Linked DNA regions of Homo sapiens: region 1 is linked to region 2. A link is an interaction called in ENCODE POLR2A ChIA-PET data of the cell type or tissue named here. Cell type or tissue: GM12878. All regions are shown on one strand. Links, peaks and the distances in the headings refer to the core of each region. The heading gives the core; the rest is flanking DNA. Region 1 holds the start of MIR6854 (microRNA 6854). Region 2 overlaps GABBR2 (gamma-aminobutyric acid type B receptor subunit 2).

Region 1 (10,917 bases), core at 26-5,025, 230 kb before region 2:
CCCTCTCACATCTTTGCCCTGGGACCCTCACTACTTCATAAGGTAGCCCCTGGCTTTTAATACCATTTACTCTCTGGGATGTAGGATTTTGGAGTAGTTTTAATGTCTGTGTGTATGAGATCTGTTTTCTACAATTATTATATAGCTCTTGTAACTCTCGTAATTAACTTCTTACCATATTAAGCCCAAATATTCCTTTCACTGTTTCTGTGTTGGTCCTGGCTTAGCCCTGGGCCACACACATGCTGCTTGTTTGCTTTCTCCTGTGACAGTCTTGTGACGGTCATTCAGATATCTGTGCCCAGATATCGGCTGCCAGGTCAAAGTTCCCCCCAGTTCTATCGACAGCCCCTCCCATGACCCTGCATCCAGATCACCTGCCTCTAAATAATGTCATTTTCTGGGTAGGGGGTGAGACCATGCATGGCCCTCCAGGAGGGGTCCAAGAGACAGTTATTAGAGTAGATCTCCAGAGATACCTGCCCTTGGTGCCCTTTTGTGACTTACTTTGAGTGACATCAGGTTCTTGAGTAATCAACAGCATATTTCAACATTCTGCAGTTTGGCCTTTAAAGACCAGAGAGTAGCTGGTGCCCAGCACGGCTAATGCGTCCCATCTAGCTTATCCGAAAGGCTCCAGGAACTGGAGGGGTCCACTGGAACCTGGGGCCTCCCTGGGACCAGACCTCACCTTCTGAGACTTTAACTCCTTGGTGAGCATCAGAACCTGTTGCTCCAAGGCTGCCACTTTCTCCTGGGCAGTTCGGTTCCGTGTGATTCCTTCAGAAAAGAATGGGAAGGTGTTGTTCTGGCGCTTGGCTTTCTGAGCGAAACTGATGGTCAGAGAAGGCTTGGGTGCAGGCTTTGGAGAATCCTCTGGCTCTCTCCCTGCTCAAGAGGAGAAACGCAGAAGTTATGACTGATGACATCAGCAGTTCTCAAACCTGAGCTTGCTTTAGAAGCACCTGGAGGGCTTGTTAAAATGCGGATGGTTGGGCCCTAATTTCGGAGCTCTGGATTTAATAGGTCTGGGGCAGGGCTTGAGAATATGCACTTCTAAAAAGTTCCTAGGTGATGCTGACACAGCTTGTCCAGGGGTTAGACTGTGAGAACCACTGGCCTACATAAACGTTATTGCACTGTGCTGGCCCATCTGCTAAACTGTGCCTGTCTCCTTCCTTCAGATCCCACCCAGCCTGCATTGGTCTATCTCATGCCACCCTGCTGGTGTTTGCCAAGTGGCTTTCTCCTCAGGCACAAGCCCTGGCAGGATGTTCTGTTCCTTATTTCAGGATCCCACCTCTATGTACTAGGAGATTTTCAAAGCACACAGATCTGTCTGATGATAGGAACACAAAATGAATGTCTGTACTCTGCATTCTTGCTCCAGAGAGCAGCTCAAGCATTTAACTTGATTCTTCTTATTCCAAGCTAAGTTAAGAGATATATTTCCCCCACAGTTGATTGTCTCAAGGATGCATAGTCCTTTTATCTCCTGGGTTACAACCTATGGTTCACAGGCCAAATCCAGCCCACAGCCTGCTTTTACAAATAAAGCTTTATTAGAACACGGCCATGCCCATTTGTTTATGTGCTGTCTATTGCTGCTTTTACTCCTCAAAGGCAGAACTGAGTGCTTAAAACAGAAACCCTATGGCCCACAAAGCCTCGAATCGTTACTATCTTGCTCTTTACAAAAAATGTTTGCCACCCACTGTTTTTAAGTCATCAAAATTTTATTCTTAAATCAAACCAAACATCAGAGAATCATTCCCTTGTGTTGCCTTGTCCTGCCCTGACCCAGCTGTGCTTCTGGTCTCTGCCATCAGCCTGCATCAAGGGACATTTAAGGGCCTGACTATGTAGCCAAGGGCCCTTGAGAAGCTTGTTCACATGGGATATATACATCATGCCTATTATGAGTCCCCAGCAGAAGAAATTCCCTTCAGCCCTAGGAACTTCCAAGAAAAGCTTTGCTTCTTATAAGAAAATATGTTTTTAGTCTTATGGACACTGGAAATAATCTAGCTGCTTGCATTTCCCTCTTTGCCTTGGCTGCTGAGCTTACAGCCACATTTACTGCCTACTCTCAGATATTTTGTAGGATCGTAAATTGATCTTATCTAAATCTCCTAACCAAATTACTCATTTGCAGGAGTATGCATTTTAGTAAACTATTACCTATTTCTTGGGACTAAAGTGTTAAAGGTGTTGAAAATAAGAATGTGGTATGGCATCCCAGGATAGGGGACACGCAGGGCTTTGGGGATAGGCCAAATGACTTAGCATGAGACCAGGCCAAGGGCTGGCCAAACAGTCTTGAACAAATAAAGAGTTACTCCAGTAGGTGACAGGAACCAGACACTGAGTGCAAAAACAGTACCTTGCTCGGCCGGGCGTGGTGGCTCACGCCTGTAATCCTAGGACTTTGGGAGGCTGAGGCGGGTAGATCACTTGAAGTCAGGAGTTCGAGACCACCCGGCCAACATGGTGAAACCCCGTTTCTACTAAAAATACAAAAATTAGCCAGAAATCACTTGAACCCGGGAGGCAGAGGTTGTAGTGAGCCGAGATCATGCCAGTGCGCTTTAGCCTGGGCAACAGAGCGAGACTCTGACTCAAAACAAACGAACAAAACAACAGTGCCTTGCTGAGTGCAAAACCAGAACAGTCTTGTTCCAGATCGAAGAGAAATCAGGTTACACTGGGTACAAGGCAGCCTGCAGAGCTCAGAAATATGTACTACCTCTTTCTCCTTCCTGTAATGGGGTATAGGGGAGCAGGGAAGCTCCTTGTAGCACTGCTGCCCTCTGATACATGACTGTGCACCAACTCTGAGGACAGGCAGGGCAGGCCTCACAGTGCCCAGTTTATAATTAGAGAAAATAAGGCCTAAGACAGTGGTGTTCAATCAGTGCCCTGGATTTCATAGGAGTGCCTCAAGGGCTGACTGGGAGAGGAAGGTGGAGTAAGAGGAGCAGAGGAGGAGTCCAGACTCCAACTCCAGCCTCAACTCTGCTTTTTTTTTTTTTTTTTTTTTTTTTAATTTGTAGCTCATTTAGAGTCTCAAAAAGAATTTAGGTGTTTTTTATTAGTGTTCAAGAAACTCATTTGTACATATTAGAAAAGATTTATTGACATAAAAATAATCTTTTCCTCCATTTAAAAATCTGATTACAACCACTGTTTAACACAGTGTAAACACCGTTTAACACAGTTTAACACAGTGTTGAGATATTCAACACTTTATTAGAAAATAGGTTTTGTGTTAGATGATTTTGCCCAAATGTATGTGTTCCAAGCATGGTTAAGATAGACTGGGCAAAACTATACTGTTCAATAGGTTAAGTATATTAAATGCATTTTCAACTTATGATATTTTCAACTTATGGTGGATTTATCTGCTTTATATATTAGATTTTGTTCTGTCACTCACTCTGTGGCCGTGAGCAAGTCACTCCACCCTTCCATGCCTCAGTTTCCTTATTAATCTAATGAGGATAACAACAATATATACAATATATACAGTTCCAGTTGCTGTAAGAATTAAATAGGTCAAGGTAGGTAAAGTGCTTGGTACACACAGATGAAACTTGAAAAGATTCTACTAAGTCAAAGAAGCCAGTCACAGCATGGTATATTCCTTGGTATATTCCACTCACAGCAGATGTCGAGAACAGGCACAGCCATAGAGAAAGAAAGATGAGTGGCCACCTAGGGTTATGGGGCAGTGGGGATTAAGGTTGATGACTAAGGGTGCAGGTTTCTTTTTGGGGTAATAAAAATGTTCTAAAATTGATTATAGTGACGGCTGCATAATTCTGAGGATATACAGAAAGCCACTGAATTACACATTTTAAATGGGTGAATTGTATAGTACATGAATATATCTTAATAAAGTTGTTGCCAAAAAAAATGCTTACTGCCGCACTGGCATGAAGTAACTGCTAGTGTTATGATGATGGTGACTCATCCGATATAGCACTGGCCTTCTCTTGGACTGCTTGTTGTGCTCTCTAGGGCTCTGCCAGGCACTGACTGCTCCAAAGGGTGCTTTTTCTTTTCTTCTTTCTCTTTTTCTGTTTTTTTTTTTGACAGTGTCTCACTCTGTCACCCATGCATGATCACGGCTCACTGCAGCCTCGACCTCCCTGGCTCAAGTGATCCTCCCAGCTGAGCATCCCAAGTAGCTGGGACTACAGGCTTGCACCATGATCAGCTAATTTTTTTATTTTTTTGTAAAGACAGGGTCTCCCTGTGTTGCCCAGGCTTGTCTTGAACTCCTGGGCTCAAGCAATCCTCCAGCCTTGGCCTCCCAAAGTGCTGGGATTACAAGCGTGAGCCACCATGCCCAGCCTCTTCTTAATTTTTTACTCTGAAAAAATTATAGACTCACAGGAAGTTGCAAAGATAGTGCAGACATGTCCCAAGTACTCTTCACCAAGCTTCCCCTGATGGTGACATCTTACATAGCTATAGTACACTATCAACTCTAGGAAACTGGTGTTGGTACAATATGTGTGTATAGGTCTATGCCATTTTATCACATGTGTACATTTGTTTTTGGTTTTGTTTGAGACGGAGTCTCACTCTGTCACCCAGGCTGGAGTGCTGTGGTGCAATCTCGACTCACTACAACCTCTGCCTCCCAGGTTCAAGTGGTTCTCCTGCCTCAGCCTCCTGAGTAGCTGGAATTGTAGGCACTGGCCACCATGCCCAGCTAACTTTTGTATTTTTAGTAGCGTGGTGGTATTAACAGGTGGGGCCCTTGGGAGGTGATCAGATTTAATGTCATGAGGGTGGAGCCCCTGATAAGATCAGTACCCTTAGAATAAGCAGCAGAGACCAGAGCTCTTTCGGCCACGTGAACACACAGTGAGAAGGTGGCCATCTATCTGCAAGCCAGGAAGGGAGCCCTCACCACACATTGAATCTGCCGGCACCTTGATCTTGGACCTCCCAGCTTCCACACAACTGTGAGAAATAAGTATCTGTTATTTAAGCCACGCAGTCTATGGTGTTTCAGTAAGTAGCCCAAGCCAACTAAGACACACACAAAAGCACAAATGCTGGTTCGCTGGAAGGAAAGAAGGCACTTGTGCCAGCCGTGAGGAGCTGGTCCCTGAAGGCAGCTCAGCCCTGGACAGAGGCTCACCTGGGGTGCTGGCGTCAGAGGCCAAGGGCTGCTCCTCCCTCTGAGGCTCCCCACTCTGTGGAGAATCTTCCCCTGGAGGTTCATGGCCTGTTCCCTGGGCCTGCTTGTTGCCACGGATGTTGTGCATTGTGTTCCTGAAAGGAGACAAGAACAGAGGAGCATGAGGCTGAACCCTGCCTTTCTGCCCTTCTGTCCTTCCCGCCACCACTGCTGGAGCTCAGGTCTCATCCCCACACCCTGTCATCCTGACTGGTCTCCCAGACTCCAGGCACCCTACATGATGCCTCCCCATGCATGGCACTCCCAATCTCCTTTACCTATCTCTTTCGCATTCTCATCTTCCACACACTATGTGGCTTATAAGTAATACAAGCTTGACTTCCTTAACCCCCACCCCTGCAGCTGGAATATAAATGCCATGAGGCGGAGGTATTGTCCGTTTTGTTAACTGATGCACCTACAATGCCTAAACGGTGCCCAAAACATAGAAGGTGCTTAATATGGGTGTGTTGAGTGAATGCTGAATGGACTTGCTGAACCAACTTTCCCGAAACCTTCATCTGGTTTCATAACTATCTGGCTCAAAAACCATCAGTGGCTCCCGACTTCTGCTGAGATAAGTTGCAAACATCTCCTGGCATCTTTCCCTGCTTGCTCTCTTTCCCTGCTCAGATCTGTCCTCTGTGCAGCCTTCACTGACCATCTCATGGCCTCCAAGGGGCTTAGTGTACTTCGCAGCGGGGTCACCCTTTGGCCAAGTACTTGTCTAGGCTGAAGCCTCATGATGTCATTTCTTTAAGAACCGGGTACTAACCTACCTGCATGTTTGCTGGTGCCCAACACTGGGTTGTACATGCCAGAGACCGGGCTCAATACATGTTTGGTTTATAGAAGGGAACTAGATAGTACCAAAGGCTGACCTAAGATCACAGACCACAGAGAAGTTCATAATGAGCTGGATGTAAAAACAGTTCAAGGAGTTTATTTTCCCTTGCAAAGAGATAAGATTAATGACAGGGAGGGAAAATGATGAAAGGAGTTCACTAGGTCAGTGTATTTCGAACTGAAAGTTCCCACTCATTGGTAGATTGTAAAATCAGTTTAGTGTCATGACCAGCATTTAAAAAATGAAATAGAAACTATCAGGGCTGCTGCCACCTGCCTGCATCCACCTGTGTTGCATCGGAATCCTGAGGAGCTGTTGGGTGGTCCAGACCAAGGCTGGCTCGTGTGGAAGTCATCCTTGCCTCTGTTTGCCGACCCTCCCATCCATCCTGTCTCCCAGTGGTCGTCATGCGGCGCACATCTCCTGCCTGCTGTACTAGTTCCATTTGCTCTTTTGGAAGCAGGAGCTAGAACTGACGCTTGTGGGGCTACAGGACTTAGGCCAAGACCAGCTTTGTGAATATCACTGCGTCAGGTCAATTTAGTGAAAACATGATACCCACAGTGAGCTTCGACACGAGGAAAGTAACTAAAGGTAACATCACAGTAAAGATCTGGGATATGGCTGGGCACGGTGGCTCACGCCTGTAATCCCAGCACTTTGGGAGGCTGAGGTGGGTGGCTCACGAGGTCAGGAGTTCAAGACCAGCCTGGCCAGGATGGTGAAACCCCGTCTCTACTAAAAATACAAAAATTAGCCGGGCGTGGTGGCGCATGCCTGTAGTCCCAGCTACTCGGGAGGCTGAGGCAGAGAATCGCTTGAACCCGGGAGGCGGAGGTTGCAGTGAGCTGAGATTACGCCACTGCACCTCCAGCCTGGACGACAGAGCGAGACTCCATTTCAAAAAAAAAAAAGATCTGGGACATAGGAGGACAACCCCAATTTCGGAGCATGTAGGAACTATATTGCTTAGGAGTCAACGCTATTGTTTACATAACAGATGGTGCAGATCGTGAGAAGATAGAGGCCTTGAGAAATGAGCTACGTAATCTAGATAAACCACAGTTACAAGGAATTCCAGTGCTAGTACTTGGAAGCAAGAGAGAGATCTTTCTAATGCCTTGGATGAGAAACAGCTAATTGAAAAAATGAATGTCTGCTATTCAGGATAAAGAAATGTGCTACTATTCAATTTTTTGCAAAGAAAAGGATAATGTAGGTATCACACTTCAATGATTTATTCGACATTCAAAATCTAGAAGCTGAAGCATCTCCTGAAGTCTTCCAATCCTTCTCAGCTATAATCCTAGAATTATTGTCTGTTTCTCTAAAGCACTTCCCAAAATACGGTCCTTCCTAACCCCAATAAATTGTCTTTTTCAGAGTTTATTTCTCATGTGCATTGCTGAAGATGTGTATCCCTAATCCTTCATAAGAATCAGCAAGTTGTCGGCTGGGCACGGTGGCTCACGCCTGTAATCCCAGCACTTTGGGAGGCTGAGGTGGGCAGATCACGAGGTCAGGAGTTCGAGACCATCCTGGCTAACACGGTGAAACCCTGTCTCTACCTAAAATACAAAAAAATTAGCCATGTGTGGTGGCGGGCACCTGTAATCCCGGCTACTTGGGAGGCTGAGGCAGGAGAATGGCATGAACCTGGGAGGTGGAGCTTGCAGTGAGCCGAGAAAGCGCCACCTGTACTCCAGCCTGGGTGACAGAGTGAGACTCCATCTCAAAAGAGGAAAAAAAAAAATCAGGGAGTTGTCATGATCAAGTCAGCACATACAAAACATACACATATCTTACACATACTTGTCTTAAACTGTATAGAGCTTTTTAAAATTTTATTTATTAAAAAAAAACAATTGACCATCTTAACTCAAGAAGATTGCATATTTCCATCCTGGTCTTTCTGGGCCAGATTTTTGTTGTTGTTGTTTGAGATGGAGTCTCACTCTGTCACCCAGGCTGGAGTGCAATGGCACGATCTCGGCTCACTGCAACCTCCACCTCCCAGGCTCAAGCGATTCTCCTGCCTCAGCCTGCCGAGTAGCTGGGATTATAGGTGCCCACCACCACACACAGCTAATTTTGTATTTTTAGTAGAGACAGGGTTTTGCCGTTTTGGTCAGGCTGGTCTCAAACTCCTGACTTCAGGTGATCCACCCGCCTTGGCTTCCCAAAGTTCTGGGATTACAGGCATGAGCCACCGTGCCTGGTCTGGGCCAGATTTTTATATTGGTTTTCAGTAAATGTTTATCTATAACATTTCATTATAGAGTCCAGTAGCTTGATACTGATACTGACTTGATACAGCATGAAGTTTCTAGTGCCACACACAGTTTTTAGAAAACCTTTAAGCCTGGCTCATGTGGGATATAAACATAATGTTTATCTTATCTCACAAATGTATGTGAAATGTATAATTACACCTTAGGAATCCAAAAATGGTCTGCAAAGAGTGAGCGGAGGCACCAGATCAATGTTGTTGGTTCTTTACACTGGTGAGATTCTACTTGATGAGTATTAAAAACACTGCTTTCTGAGAATTCTTTATCACAAAATAGCAGTTGGGGATATGGGAGGAACTAAGGCATGCTTTGTATCTGTGTAGATCATTACTTCCATTTTTTTTTTTTTTCCTCATTCAAAATACTTTTCATGGGGTTGGGAATTGATTATTTCTCCAAAGCTTTTATGAATTTAAAGCATGCCAGTTAAGATAATAAAATCTGTTAAGAATGTCAGACTTTGGCCGGGTGCAGTGGCTCACGCCTGTAATCTCAGCACCTTGGGAGGTCAAGGCGAGTGGATTGCTTGAGGCCAGGAGCTCGAGACCAGCCTGGCCAACATAGTGAAACTCCGTCTTTACTAAAAATACCAAAGTTAACCAGGCGTAGTGGCTCATGCCTGTAATCCCAGCTTCTCGGGAGGCTGAGGCAGGAGAGTTGCTGAATGTCACTTGAACTGGGAAGGCAGAGGTTGCAGTGAGTGGAGATTGCGCCACTGCACTCTAGTCTGGGTGACAGAGCAAGACTGTCTCAAAAAAAAAAAAAGAAAAAAAAGAAAGTCAGGCTTTGCTGAAAAAAAAGAAAGAAAATATCAGAGTGCACCCCACTTAGTGCACCTTGCAACAGCACCACTGTCTGGATTACTATAGCTTTGTAGTAGTGTTGATATTGGGAAGAGTGCGTCTTCAAACTTTTTTTTTCTTTTTTTTTTTGAGATAGAGTCTTGCTCTGTCGCCCAGGCTGGAGTGCAGTGGCACGATCTCGGCTCACTGCAACCTCCACCTCCCAGATTCAAGCGATTCTCCTGCCTCAGCCTCCTGAGTAGCTGGGATTACAGGCGTGCACCACCATGCCCGGCTAATTTTTTTTGTATTTTTAGTAGAGACGGGGCAAACTTTTTTTATTCTTCAAGATTATTTTGGGTACTCTGGGGCTCTTGAATTTCCAGGATCTTGAATTTTAGGTTTAACTTGTTAATTTCTGTAAGGAAGCCACCAGAATTTTGATGGTGATTATATTGAATCTGTAGATCAATTTGGGAAGTATTGTCAGATTAATAGGTTAACAATATTAAGTCTTTTTTTTTTCTTTTTTTTCTTTTTTTTTTTTGAGACAGAGTCTCACTCTGTTGCCCAGGCTGGAGTGCAGTGGCACAATCATGGCTCACTGCAGTCTCTGCCTCCCGGGTTCAAGCGATTCTCCTGCCTCAGCCTCCCAAGTAGCTAGGATTACAGGAATGTGCTACCATGCCCAGCTAATTTTTGTATTTTTAGTAGAGACGGGATTTTACCATGTTAGCTAGGCTGGTCTTGAACTCCTGACCTCAAGTGATCTGCCCACCTTGGCCTCCTAAAGTGTTGGGATTACAGGCGTGAGCCCCTGCGCTCAGCCTAGCAATATTAAGTCTTTTGATTCATGAACATGAGATATCTTTCCAGCTACTTAAGCCCTTTTTTTCAACAATGTTTGGTGTTTTCAGAGCACACATTTTGCATCATTATGTCAAATTCATTCCTAAATATTTAATTCTTTTTCTAATATTGTTATGGAATGTTTTCTTAATTTTATTTTTGGGTTGTTTATTACAGGTGTATAGAAATACAACTGATATTTCTATATTGATCTTGAATCCTGCAACCTTGCTGAACTAATTTCTTAGCTCTAATAGTTTTTCCTTAGGATTTTCTGTAAACAAATATCATGTCAACTGCAAATAAAGATAGTTTTACTTTTTTCCTTCCCAATCTGGATGCCTAATTTCATGTTCTTGCCTAATTGGCCTGGCTAAAGCCTCCAGAACAATGTTGAATATTCCTGATTTTAAGGGGAAAATATTCAGTCTTTTACCATTAAGTATGTTAGCTTTGCATTTTTCATTGATTCCCTTTATCAAGCTGGGGAAGTTTCGTTCTACTTGTTTTTTTTGTTTTTTGTTTTTTGTTTTCTGAGACGGAGCTGCTCTGTCGCCCAGGCTGGAGTGTAGTGGTACAACCTCCGCCTCCTGGGTTCAAGCAATTCTCCTGCCTCAGCCTCCCAAGTAGCTGGGACTACAGGCCTGTACCACCATGGCCGGCTAATTTTTGTATTTTTAGTAGAGATGGGATTTCACCATATTGGCCAGGCTGGTCTCAAACTCCTGACCTCAGGTGATCCACCCACCTCAGCCTCCCAAAGTGCTGGGATTGCAGGCATGAGCCACTGTGCCTGGCCTCCTTCTAGACTTTTAAAAAAATTATTTATTTATTTATTTATTACTATTATTTAGAGACAGTGTCTCACTCTGTCACCCAGGCTGAAGTGTGGTGGCATGCTCATAGCTTACTGCAGTCTTGACCTCCTGGGCTCAAGTGATCCTTCCACCTCAG
Region 2 (10,917 bases), core at 3,877-8,876:
ACCCGTGGGACCCTGGGTGAATCCCACCCCTTTCTGAGTCTCAGTCCATGAACTTGTAGGATGAGGAGAAAGGACTTTGGAGGTATTCTAATGGGTGTTCTGTCCAGCATTTCTGAGGGAGGGATCTCAGGGGCTGCAGGGGTGGGGAGAGGGCTGCAGGAAGAGGGGGCTGAACAGGCAGAGTTCAGGGCTCCTTCTCTGTTCAACTGAGAAGCTCTTCTTTAATCTGTTTTATATACCAGGCTCCATGTGAGATTTTATAACAAGGAGTTCTGAGAATAAAAATAATTCTTTAAGCTACTGGTCTGAGGAAAGCTGTTAAAGTTTCCAGCCTGAATCTAGGCTGTGCTACAGAAATGGACTTCGCCAATACATTGTGGGAGTGAATTTTTCAGAGCCTTTAGTCCAGAATGGCTCTGCTTGGGGATTTTGGAAATCGACTTCATTTGAGCAAACCTCAGTGCCACCCAAGTGCCTCCCCACTGCCCCCCAGCAGTGGTCTCAAACCCTGGTGTGCATTAGAACCACCTGCAGGGTTTGTTAAAACACAGATGGCTGGGCCCCACCCCGAGAGGTTCTGATTTAATGGGCCCATGTGGGGCCTGGGAATGTGCATCTCTAACAAGCTCCCAGATGATGCAGACCACACTTTGGGAATGGTTGGTCTGGAAGATAAAGGCCAGTCTCCTTAGCATGTCCCTCCAGAAATGGACCCCAACTTCCCTTCCCAGCCTCCTTATCCAGCTTGCCAGTGTTCCAGCCCAACTAACTGTCCTTCCCTCCCTCTTGCATTTCTTCCTTGCTCACCATGCTCCCTCTGGCCAGCCCCTGTCTTCATGTCTAACTCCTGCCCACAGTTCAAGGCATGGGTCAAATGCCACCCCTTCCAAAAAACCTACCCTGACTTTTTCACTAAAGGTCACAGAAATCCCTCTGGGCTCGGGCTTGGGCTCAAATAGTTTCTCCCACAGTGCCAAGCACTTTTAACCTCTCATTGTTTTTGTCTAGGTCTTGCCCGTGCATGTGAGCCACAGGCTCTAGGACAGGGAGCCCATCTTACCTTGGCATCCACACCATTATCCACACCTTCGGCACCTGCACAGGTTCCAGCCCACCAGACCAACAATATAAGCCTCAGCACAGGCATGCATGAATATGCATATTCAAGAAATGCCCCAGCCAGCTCAGCTTATCTACCCTTTATTCCTCAAGACAGACTGACTCTATTCTGAATCTGTAAATTAGAACACAGGACAGCACTTTAGCCCACTCAACGTATTCTTCAGATGAATTTTCCATATTTTCTGGAGCAGAGACAGTGACAAATAACTACCACTTTGGTCCATTACCAGAAGGTCACTACCTTCTGCAGCAATTAAGAGCTAGACCAAAGTTCAAATCCCACTTGACCCTGATTAGCTATAGTACTTAAATGCTCTGAGTTCCAGGTTCCTCACTGTTCATGGGAATAATAAGAGCACCTACTTCCTATGGATGGCATAAGGATATGGTGTAATCATTATTAACAGTAACAATAGAATTTATTGAGTGCCTGCTATGTGCCTAGCACTAGGCATACATTATTGAGTCTAACTACATTATGTATTTAGCACAATGTCTAGCACATAATACGCAATCAAGAAGTATTAGCCATATTATCATTGCTTATTTTCCCAACTTCCATGCAAGATTTATATTATTATCCCCATTTCCCGGATGAGAAACTTGAGGCTCAGAGCAAGTAGCTTGCTTAATAAATATTAAAAGGTTGTATTATGTAATGTGTAATCTTTAAAACTAGCTTACAAGGTAAGTATGATTTCCATTGTGTGAATGAAAACTGTAGTTCAAAGAAGGTAACTTGTAAATGAAGGCCCAGGATTTGAACCTGATTTTGGGTCCAGAGCTTCTCCTGGCCCACCCCAGCCCACCATCTGGTAAACTGTGCCTGCACTGTGTGCGCAGTCAACTTTCTATGCCCTTTTTTTTTCTTTTGAGATGGAGTTTTGCTCTTGTGGCCCAGGCTGGAGTGCAATGACGCGATCTCAGCTCACTGCAACCTCTGCTTCCCGGGTTCAAGCGATTCTCCTGCCTCAGCCTCCCGAGTAGCTGGGATTACGGGCATGTGCCACCACGCCCAGCTAATTTTGTATTTTTAGTAGAGACAGGGTTTCACCATGTTGGTCAGGCTGCTCTCGAACTCCTAACCTCAGGTGATCCACCCGCCTCAGCCTCCCAAAGTGTTGGGATTACAGGCGTGAGCCACCATGCCCGGCCTCTATGCCCTTTCTTTCTTTTTCTTTTCTTTTTTTCAGAACAGAAAGAAAACTGTTTTATTACACAATTAAACTTGAATGTGGCATGCATCATAGTCAATCTGCTTAAGAGACTGCAGAGACAGAAAGATGGTCACCAAAATTAGTCCATAAGAGGAAGAATTTACAGCACCATGTCATACATAGTTCATCCTAAATTCACATGGAGATTGAAGAGGCTATCTGTGTGTGCTAATTGTTTATATTCAATGACAAAAAAACTTTTCACATCTTCATAACAGGAGGTAGTTTAGCAGCTTGAAGCCAGGTACTGTGCCAGGGAGCACAGAGCCACTGCTCTAAAATGTAAATAGCCAAAAGGATAGAACGCTTTTCAACCATTTTTGTAGCAGAGTGAAAGCCTACCTTCAGCAAGTACCTGGCTCTATGCCCTTTCTTATCCATGAGTCACAGAGAAGCATTTTCCCAATGTGTCTGAGAGCACACACTGCCCCTGCCCCTTGTCTGAACAGCCCTGCAATCCTAGGGCCTGCAATTAGTTATTTCAATGATCAGAGATAACAGATCACATAACAGAAAGCCTGTAACAGCCCCTCTTTTGCTTTGCATGTTTACAAGGAACACTAAGGAAAACAGCCCAGAGGCATGGGACTGACCGTGACCCCGAAGAAGTTGGTCTCGTTCATGGCATTGAGGATGATCCTGCCCAGCGTGTGGTCCGTGTAGTTGAAGTCCTGGATCCGCTGGTGCCGGCTGCTGGCATGCAGTGTCTCCATGGCCCTCTGCAGTGTCTTGGCGATGACCCAGATGCCATCGTAGGCGTACCCGTGGAACTTGCTGGGCCCCACGCCTGACCGCTTGTTGTTGTACTCTCTCTCATACTGCTGTGGAGTCTGGAAAAACAGGGGATTGGGGGAATCCCAAGTTATACTCGGCAGGGACATCAGGTGCCTGATGCCGAGAAGAGCTGCTATTCTTCAATGCCCACAGGGTGCCAGGTACAGTGCTAGATTCTACGTGCATTATCTCATTTAACCCTCACAACAACCTCATAAGGTGGGTACTGTTATTGTCCCCATTTTACAGACCCCCCATTTTCAGGGGGGTCAACTTGCTTAGTTCCACAAAGCTAGTGAGTGACAAGACTGAGATTTAAACTGTCTTTTGGCAAGACTAGAGAGAGGGGATAATACACCCTAACCAGGCCTTTGCCTCTAAACTTGCAGGGCCTGGGGTGAGGTAGAGGCCCATATCCCGTATGTCTAAATGTTAAAGTTATAGCATATGAACAAACTGTTCAAAAATATTCTCTATCTCCTCATCGTAATAAATACACCTTCCTAGGGATCTGGAAGGCCAAGCTGGAATTCAGAATTCTGGGACTTCTCTGAGTTTCAGCAGCACAGAGGGAGCTGACAGTGTGCTGCTCAGCCCACCCCTCCCCTTCCCTTCCCACCCCTCTCCATCCTGCAGCCCAGCCAGGCTCAGTCCATACCTCCTTCCCCTTCTAGCATCAGTAGCTCCCTGTACCCTCAAAGGCACAGTCTACCCTCAAGAACTGGGGCAAGAGGCTCCCTAGACCCTGGAAGTGGCTCCAGCTTATGGGTTGAGAATTCAGGGCACAGTCTGGAAGCTGGAAGGGGTGCAGGTCTGAGTGGGCTGTGTCCGTGGCTTGCAGATTCTGGGCCCCGAGGGGCCTGAATGAGGACCTCTTAGAGCATGTGACCCAGGGCAAGGCCCAGTTGCTCAGGTGTCAGGCAGCATCCATCCCTCCTGCTATTCCATCTACCTTCCATAATATAACAGTCCGAATAGGCCAGCATTGAAAAAAAGATTTTTTTTTCTCCCATTGAGCTGAATTTCATAAAGGAATTTCATTGGTGATATTAACATTTTGATTGTGGCCACAAAGTAACGAAACTGCCTTTTTACTCCAGACCTTGGAACTTGCACTTCCAGATGAATGCCACCCTGGGGGACCCATTACCCTCAGCTCCTTCATGGGTCTTTTTTCAAATCACTTCTGAACTCCTCTGCCAGAAATGTCATCAGGGCCCACGGCTTGGTCTTTGGAAAAACCCTCCTTGGGGAAAAATCACACACAGGACAATTGACTCTTTGTCAGTTTATACTGAGAAGGGCCCCTTAGGGACAGTCACGGGCATGCAGTCAGTCTATAGCCTGAGGCACAGAGAGGTGCAGAGACATGTCCAAGGTTACACAGCCTGTGTGTGTGTGGTGGAGGGAGGGGGGGCGCGGCACCAGACTACCTTCCCATTTCATCTTGGCTACTTCTTTCCTCTTTGATTTCTAAAGTCATAATTGCTTTTTGAAAACCACCACAAGTTGTTTGGGCCATGTCTAGTGTTTTTAAGGAAGGTGGTGGAGCTGGGCCATCAAAGACTGTGTCTTCCGTGGGTGGAGCCCACCGGGGCCAAGAAGCCAAGTCTCTTGTGGGGTCACCCACACAGATGCCTGGGGATGAGTGCCAAGTGCCCCCGGCTGTGAACCTTGCAGGCAATGAATTCTGCATGACCAAATGTGAATGAATCCTGGCCGGGAGTCTGCCTCCTCCTGTTTCAGGGTCCTCCTGGAAGGCTCAGGTTTGATCTGTTTGCAGCTTTCCTTGGAAATGCATCCTCTCTAGCTACCACCACTCTGCTCATCACTCAAGATACACAGTGGGCAGAAACTCCCCCCAAATCCCAGGTTCCTCAAAGAGACCAGCATTTCTAGTCCAGCTCAGCTCCCTGAGTTCGTCCTGTTACTCACATTCCTCCACCCGCCCACACTCCATGCCCGCTGGCTCTTGAAGCTCATAGTCATCCCCGCCACTTTCACTCCTCCTAGAGAAGGAGGAAACAGTCCACTATGAAGCTCTGTCTCTTTAAACCTTTTGGGTCCCTTGATCACATCAAGTTGGCTTGCACCTCAGGGCTTTGCACAAGCTGTTTCTCTGCCAGAAAGCTCCTTGCCCAGCTCTTGGCATGATAATTCTCAGCATTCAAATGTCAGCACCTGTCACTTCTCAGGGATGGCTTCCTTGACCCACCCGTTGTAAAAGCCCCCAGCCTGAGGCCAGGGGTTTTTATCTTCTTTATTGCACTTGTCACTCCCTGCAATTTTCCTCCTTATGTGTTTACTTGCTTATGGTCTGTGGTTTCACTCCTCCCTTCCCACCCACCTAGAATTAAGCTCCATGAGGTCGGAGATGTGATCTGTCTTGATCACTGAGGTACCACCAGAATCTCAAACAATACCTGCTTAGGCCCTTTTTAGGCCTCAGTTTCTCTGTCTGTAAAACACAGGAGCACACCTATTCACACATTGTAGAGCAAAATCGTTCTTCCCAAATACAAAAAGTTGTAATCCTACTGTGTATGAAAGTAGTCATTTCCCTGCATCCTTGACAATAGGTATTTTCATTTTTAACTCAATTGTCAGTTTGTTAAGAAAAACATATATATCTGTTAAGAAAAAAGTATTCTTTTAATCTTAATTTGCATTTCTTTAATGATTAGAATGAGCTTATTTTAAATATTAACCAGCAATCTTAATTTTTTAGGTGAATTTCCTAATTATGTTAGGTGAATTTCCTATACCATCTTGCTATGGTGATGTCACATCATTTAATGTTTTGTTTTAGTGTCTCCTTGTTATTTTTCCATCTTTTACTACTTGGCTGTATTTTCTTTGATTTTTTAAAATGTGATTTGTGTCTATTTCTGGTTGTTAACTACTGACCATTTTAAAAGGATTTAAACAGTACTTGGATGCGTGTTTCTTTAATTAATTGCGTTAAGCATCACAGAAATGAGGCCCCTTTGACTTCTCTTTTGGATTTTGCTCCTATGAGCTTTCTCCAATGCACGCAATGGCATTCGAGGGTTGGTGGTGTCCATTTTTGAATTCCCTTGTTCGACCTAATGACTACATTCAGATGACATTTCTACAACACCTCCCTGACCAGAACACGACACTGGAGCAGCCTTCAAGGTTTCTATGATCCTTTAAAAGTGGGAGGTCCAGACTTGAGGTGAACATTCCCAGTGTGGTCTCACTGGGTGGTAACTGAGTGTAATTTTAAACTTCCTTGATATAGTTTTGTTTTGTTTTGTGGGACACTAAGGGGATCAAGATCATATTGTCTATTGGATTTGGCCTTGAGGTCAACAAAAGTCCCTATATAAACTTTACATATGCCACTTGTAAACTCATCTATCTCAAAAAACTGTCCTTCCCGGGTACAAGGATCAGGAGGAGGGCCAAGAACACTGGAAACACGGCTCTTTACCAGATTTCTGTGGGTAGAGTCCTTGGAATCAGACACAGGTGTAGCTAAGCCCTGAAAGGTGACCTCAGTTCTTGCTGTCTTTGGAAGCACCAGGTTAAAGAAGTCGTTGCTGCCACATGATATCCCAGGCCATTCATCATTGTTCCCAGGCGATGCCAGCACCAACTCCCTTGGGCAAGACAATGACAGCAGGAAGAAACGCACTCACAATTGTTGGAGAAAAAGTTCTTAAAGCAGGCCTCCAATTATTCAAGGCAGAAGAATTTCTTCCATCGTAAAGCTGACACCGAATGCTGATTAATTACCATCCTCCGAGGTCAAGTTTATCGTGAGATGCTAAAAGTTTCTGAGAAAATAACTTATGCAGATAGTCCCAATTACTGATAGGTTGGCCTCCAGAATATTTTTTAAAGGCATTTGTTGGAACTTGGAACATATTTTCCCACAGACACTATGTTATAAATAGTGGTTAGGTCCCAAGGCTAGCCCACACAAGCTTGCTAACCTACAATGTGACTAAACCTTATGAGTCTGTCATCCCAACAGAAATGAGCTGAGTCCTTCTTCCTGGGAGAGGGGAGCCTCATGGACAGAAGAGAGGGCAGGAGAAGGATACATCCTCTTCCACATCTGCAACTGATCCCCACAGAGGTGAAACTGGCAGACTTTCTCGCTGGCATCCCTGTGGGAGGTTTGAATCACAGAGTCTCATTTGGAAGTACACGAGAGAATATTTAGTTTGCTGGTTCCCGTGCTGCCGTTTGTAAATCACTTGGGAAGCTTGTTAAAAATGCAGATGCCACGGCTGGGCACGGTGTCCCACGCCTATAATCTCAGCACTTTGGGAGGCCGAGGCAGGTGGATCACCTGAAGTCAGGAGTTCAAGACCAGCCTGGCCAACCTGGCAAAACCCCATCTCTACTAAAAATACAAAAAGTTAGCTGCGCGTGGTGGCAGGTGTCTGTAATCCCAGCTACTCAGGAGGCTGAGACACAAGAATCATTTGAACCCAGGAGGCAGAGGTTGCAGTGAGCCGAGATTGCATCATTGCACTCCAGCCTGGGTGACAGAGTGAGACTCCATCTCAAAAACAAAATACAAACAACCAAAAGAACAGATGCCAGGGATACATTTTGGTTCAGTATATCAGTGAGTGAGTTAACTTAGGAATCTGTATTTTTAAAAACCTTCTCAGATTTCAAGCATACAAAAATTGGTAACCACTGATGAAGTCCCTCCTGCGATCTGATTATTGGATAATTATTGGATCTTTTCAGTAGCAACTTCCAGGTGTTTGCTGAGTTTCTTCTTATACTCCTCCAGTATTGGGAAGCTCACTATGCCTCTCAGGCAGAACTTTCCACTTAGGGAATGGCTGATGTTGAGGAGACTGTTCTTCCAGATGCAGAGTTTGCACCTCTCTCCCTGAAACTTGTATTCGCATGCTACGTGTTCCTGCGGAGCCACAATACACACATCTGCTCCCTTTATACACAACAGCCCCTCAAAGAGCCAAAGACAGGGAGATGCCTCCCCTTTTCTAATGCATTCTCCTTCTTTTAAGCAAAATAATCTCAGTTCAGACTTCCACTCTATGATGAAATCGCTTATATCAGACCAAAGCTCCCATCAAGAACATTTAGAAAAGCAGAATAAAATATTAAAATAGCTATTCAAAGACATCAGAAAACAAGCAGGACAGCTAGGACTGAGAATCCATCATTCTGGAGAGAAGATAAATGCTTTGAGATGGGCCCCAAATTCTTTGCTGTTTTCCTTTTGAGGCATTTTCTGATTTGTAAGTAAGAAGGCTAGTCACAGAAACAGAAAGCATTGGATCAGAGTTTTCAGCAGTCCCTCAGGGATAGGAAGCCAAAAACTGTAGTTCTGGACTACCAAGGTAGCAAGACTTGCATGGCCAAGGTGCCAGAGTAAAGGGAACCATAAAAAAGTGAGCCTGGTATTAAGACTGGCATTTTTACTTAAAATATTTGATAATTAAGCTGCATAAAGCAAGAGGCTGAGAAGCCAAGCAAAAGAGCCAAGAAAACAAACAGAACTATTTAGAGTTTAATAGTATTGGGAAAATAAAAATTGGAGTCCAGGGTCAGTAAATATCCCAGGATTTCAGTTGAGAACATTGAAGGGTCAAACACTAGGAATCAGGGCAAACCAAAATAGATTGGGCCTTACAAAAACTGAAACCGAACCTGGAATCATCTCAGTTCTTCACTGGATTAAGGCAATTTGCCACTACTCTAACTACTTGCTTGAAGAGTAATACATTTTCCCTGGAGAAAGAAAACACTATCTGTAGCCTCTACAATTTTTCATACACAACACATTTAATTAAAATGTACTAGGTACACCAGGAAATAGGTCCAGATAATTGTTTTAAAAGAAAAGCAAGGAAGAAAAAGAAGAGAAAAGTATATGGAATGGAAACAAATTCATAGGTGATCCAAATCTTGACATTATTAGACATGAACTTTAAAATAGCAAGGTTGGCGGGAATGGTGGCTCACGCCTGTATTCCCAGCACTTGGGAAGGCTGAGGTGGGCAGATCACCTGAGGTCAGGAGTTCAAGACCAGCCTGGCCAACATGGGAAAAAAATTAGCCAGGCATGGTGGCGGGCACCTGTAATTCCAGCTACTTGGAAGGCTGAGGCAAGAGAATTGCTTGAACCTGGGAGGTGCAGTGAGCCAAGATCACACCGCTGCACTCTGGCCTCGGTGACAGAGCAAGACTCTATCTCTAAAATAAAATAAAATAAAATAGCAAGGTTTGTATGTTCAAGAAAATTGATTAAAAGATGCAGAATGTCATCAGAGAACTGAATACTATAAAAGAAAAAATATAAAAATTCTAAAAATAAAAAATACAACAATTGAAATAAAGAATTCAATAGATAGGTGAAACAACATATTAGACACAGCAGAAAGTAGATTAGTGAACCAAATACAGGTTTGTATTCAGACTGAAACATAGGGAGAAAAAAAGTTTGGAAAATAAGAAATGAACATAAGAGATACATGGAATATGTTGAAAAAGTATAATATATGTATAATTGTGTCCTAGAAGGTGAGAAAAGAGAGACTAGACAGAAGCAATATTTCAAAGGATACTATTCTATTTCTCCAACACACATCAATACACAGATTCATGAAATCCTATGGAGCTCTATGAACTCCAGGCAAGATGAACACAAAGGAAAGTTCACTTCAGCACAGTGTAGTAAAACTGCCAAAGACCAAATCAAAAACAAAATCTTAAAATAACTAGAGGAAAAAAAGATGCATTACTTCAAAAGAGCAATAAGTCAGACAGCAGACTCAATAGAAACAATGGAAGCCAGAAGACAATGGAATGACATCTTCAGTGCCAAAAGAAAATTATAGGCCATCTAAAATCCTCTATCTAGTCAATACATCTCTCAATATTAAAGGTAAAATAAATTTCAGACAGCCAGACACTTGGAAGATTTGCTTCCAGAAGAGTCACAGTAAAAGAAAGACCAAGGAGAAGTTCTTCTGGCAGAAAAATAATAGTAACAATAAGCAGAAAAATAGAAATGTGGGAAGGAAAAAAGTAATAGGAAGTGTAAATGTGTTAGTAGATCTAAATGAAAAATGACATCAGTGCCAAGAAAATCTTAAAGAAGAACAAAGATTAAGGATTTATACTACAAAGTATCAAATCATACTTCAGTAATTAAAACAGGGTGATATTGATTAAAAGATAGATAAGTAGACCAAAGGAAGATAAATGGAAGTTCAGAAGCTTGTGTATATATCCACACTATATGCAGTTGTTTAATTTATGACAAAGGTGACACTGTAGCCTGAGTGGTGGGATGGGGGATTATGGCCTTTTCAATAAATAGTCCTGAATCAATTGATTATTCATAAAATTAAATATATTATTTCAGACCATACATAAAATTAATTTCAAGTAAATTCTATGTCTAAATGTGAAAGATATAACAAAACTTCTAAATGACAAGATAGGAAAATATCTTCACGAGCATGGGTGGGTGTATTAGGCCGTTCTTGCATTGCTATAAAGAAATACCTGAGACTAGATAATTTATAAAGAAAGGAGGCTTAATTGGCTCATGATTCTCCAGGTGCAGAATCAAGAATCGTGGTGCTGGCATCTGCTTCTGGTAAGGGCCTCAGGAAGCTTTCAATCATGGCAGAAGCCAAAGGACAGTAGGTGTGGCACATGGCAAGAATGGAGCAAGAGAGCAAGGGGGAAGGTGTCACACACCTTAAACAGCCAGATCTCACATGAACTCAGCGTGAGAACTCACTTGCTACCAAAGGGATGGTGCTAAACCATTCAG

What was found. Peaks named below come from ENCODE experiments on the same cell type or tissue, not always from the same donor. Only the 100,000 strongest peaks of a DNase experiment are listed, where the experiment ranks them.
Region 1: POLR2A ChIA-PET joins it to region 2 with 5 read pairs; 2 of 35 experiments call an interaction of 5 or more read pairs at or near these places.

Annotation. Positions count from the first base shown.
Region 1 is chr9:98,228,261-98,239,177 of GRCh38, forward strand. It overlaps TBC1D2 (TBC1 domain family member 2), which reads right to left. Exons shown (of 13, transcript NM_001267571.2): 4 at 5,156-5,289; 5 at 692-888. It overlaps MIR6854 (microRNA 6854), which reads right to left and starts at 957; the gene lies at 889-957. It also overlaps the pseudogene LOC100131625. In GM12878, for the core only: no CTCF peak of the experiment used is centred there; a DNase peak (open chromatin) is centred at 2,641.
Region 2 is chr9:98,451,049-98,461,965 of GRCh38, forward strand. It overlaps GABBR2 (gamma-aminobutyric acid type B receptor subunit 2), which reads right to left. Exons shown (of 19, transcript NM_005458.8): 7 at 2,933-3,169. Among named protein-coding and RNA genes, the nearest start is that of TBC1D2, 200 kb to the left of the region's middle. RefSeq lists a silencer at 9,725-9,925. In GM12878, for the core only: no CTCF peak of the experiment used is centred there; no DNase peak of the experiment used is centred there.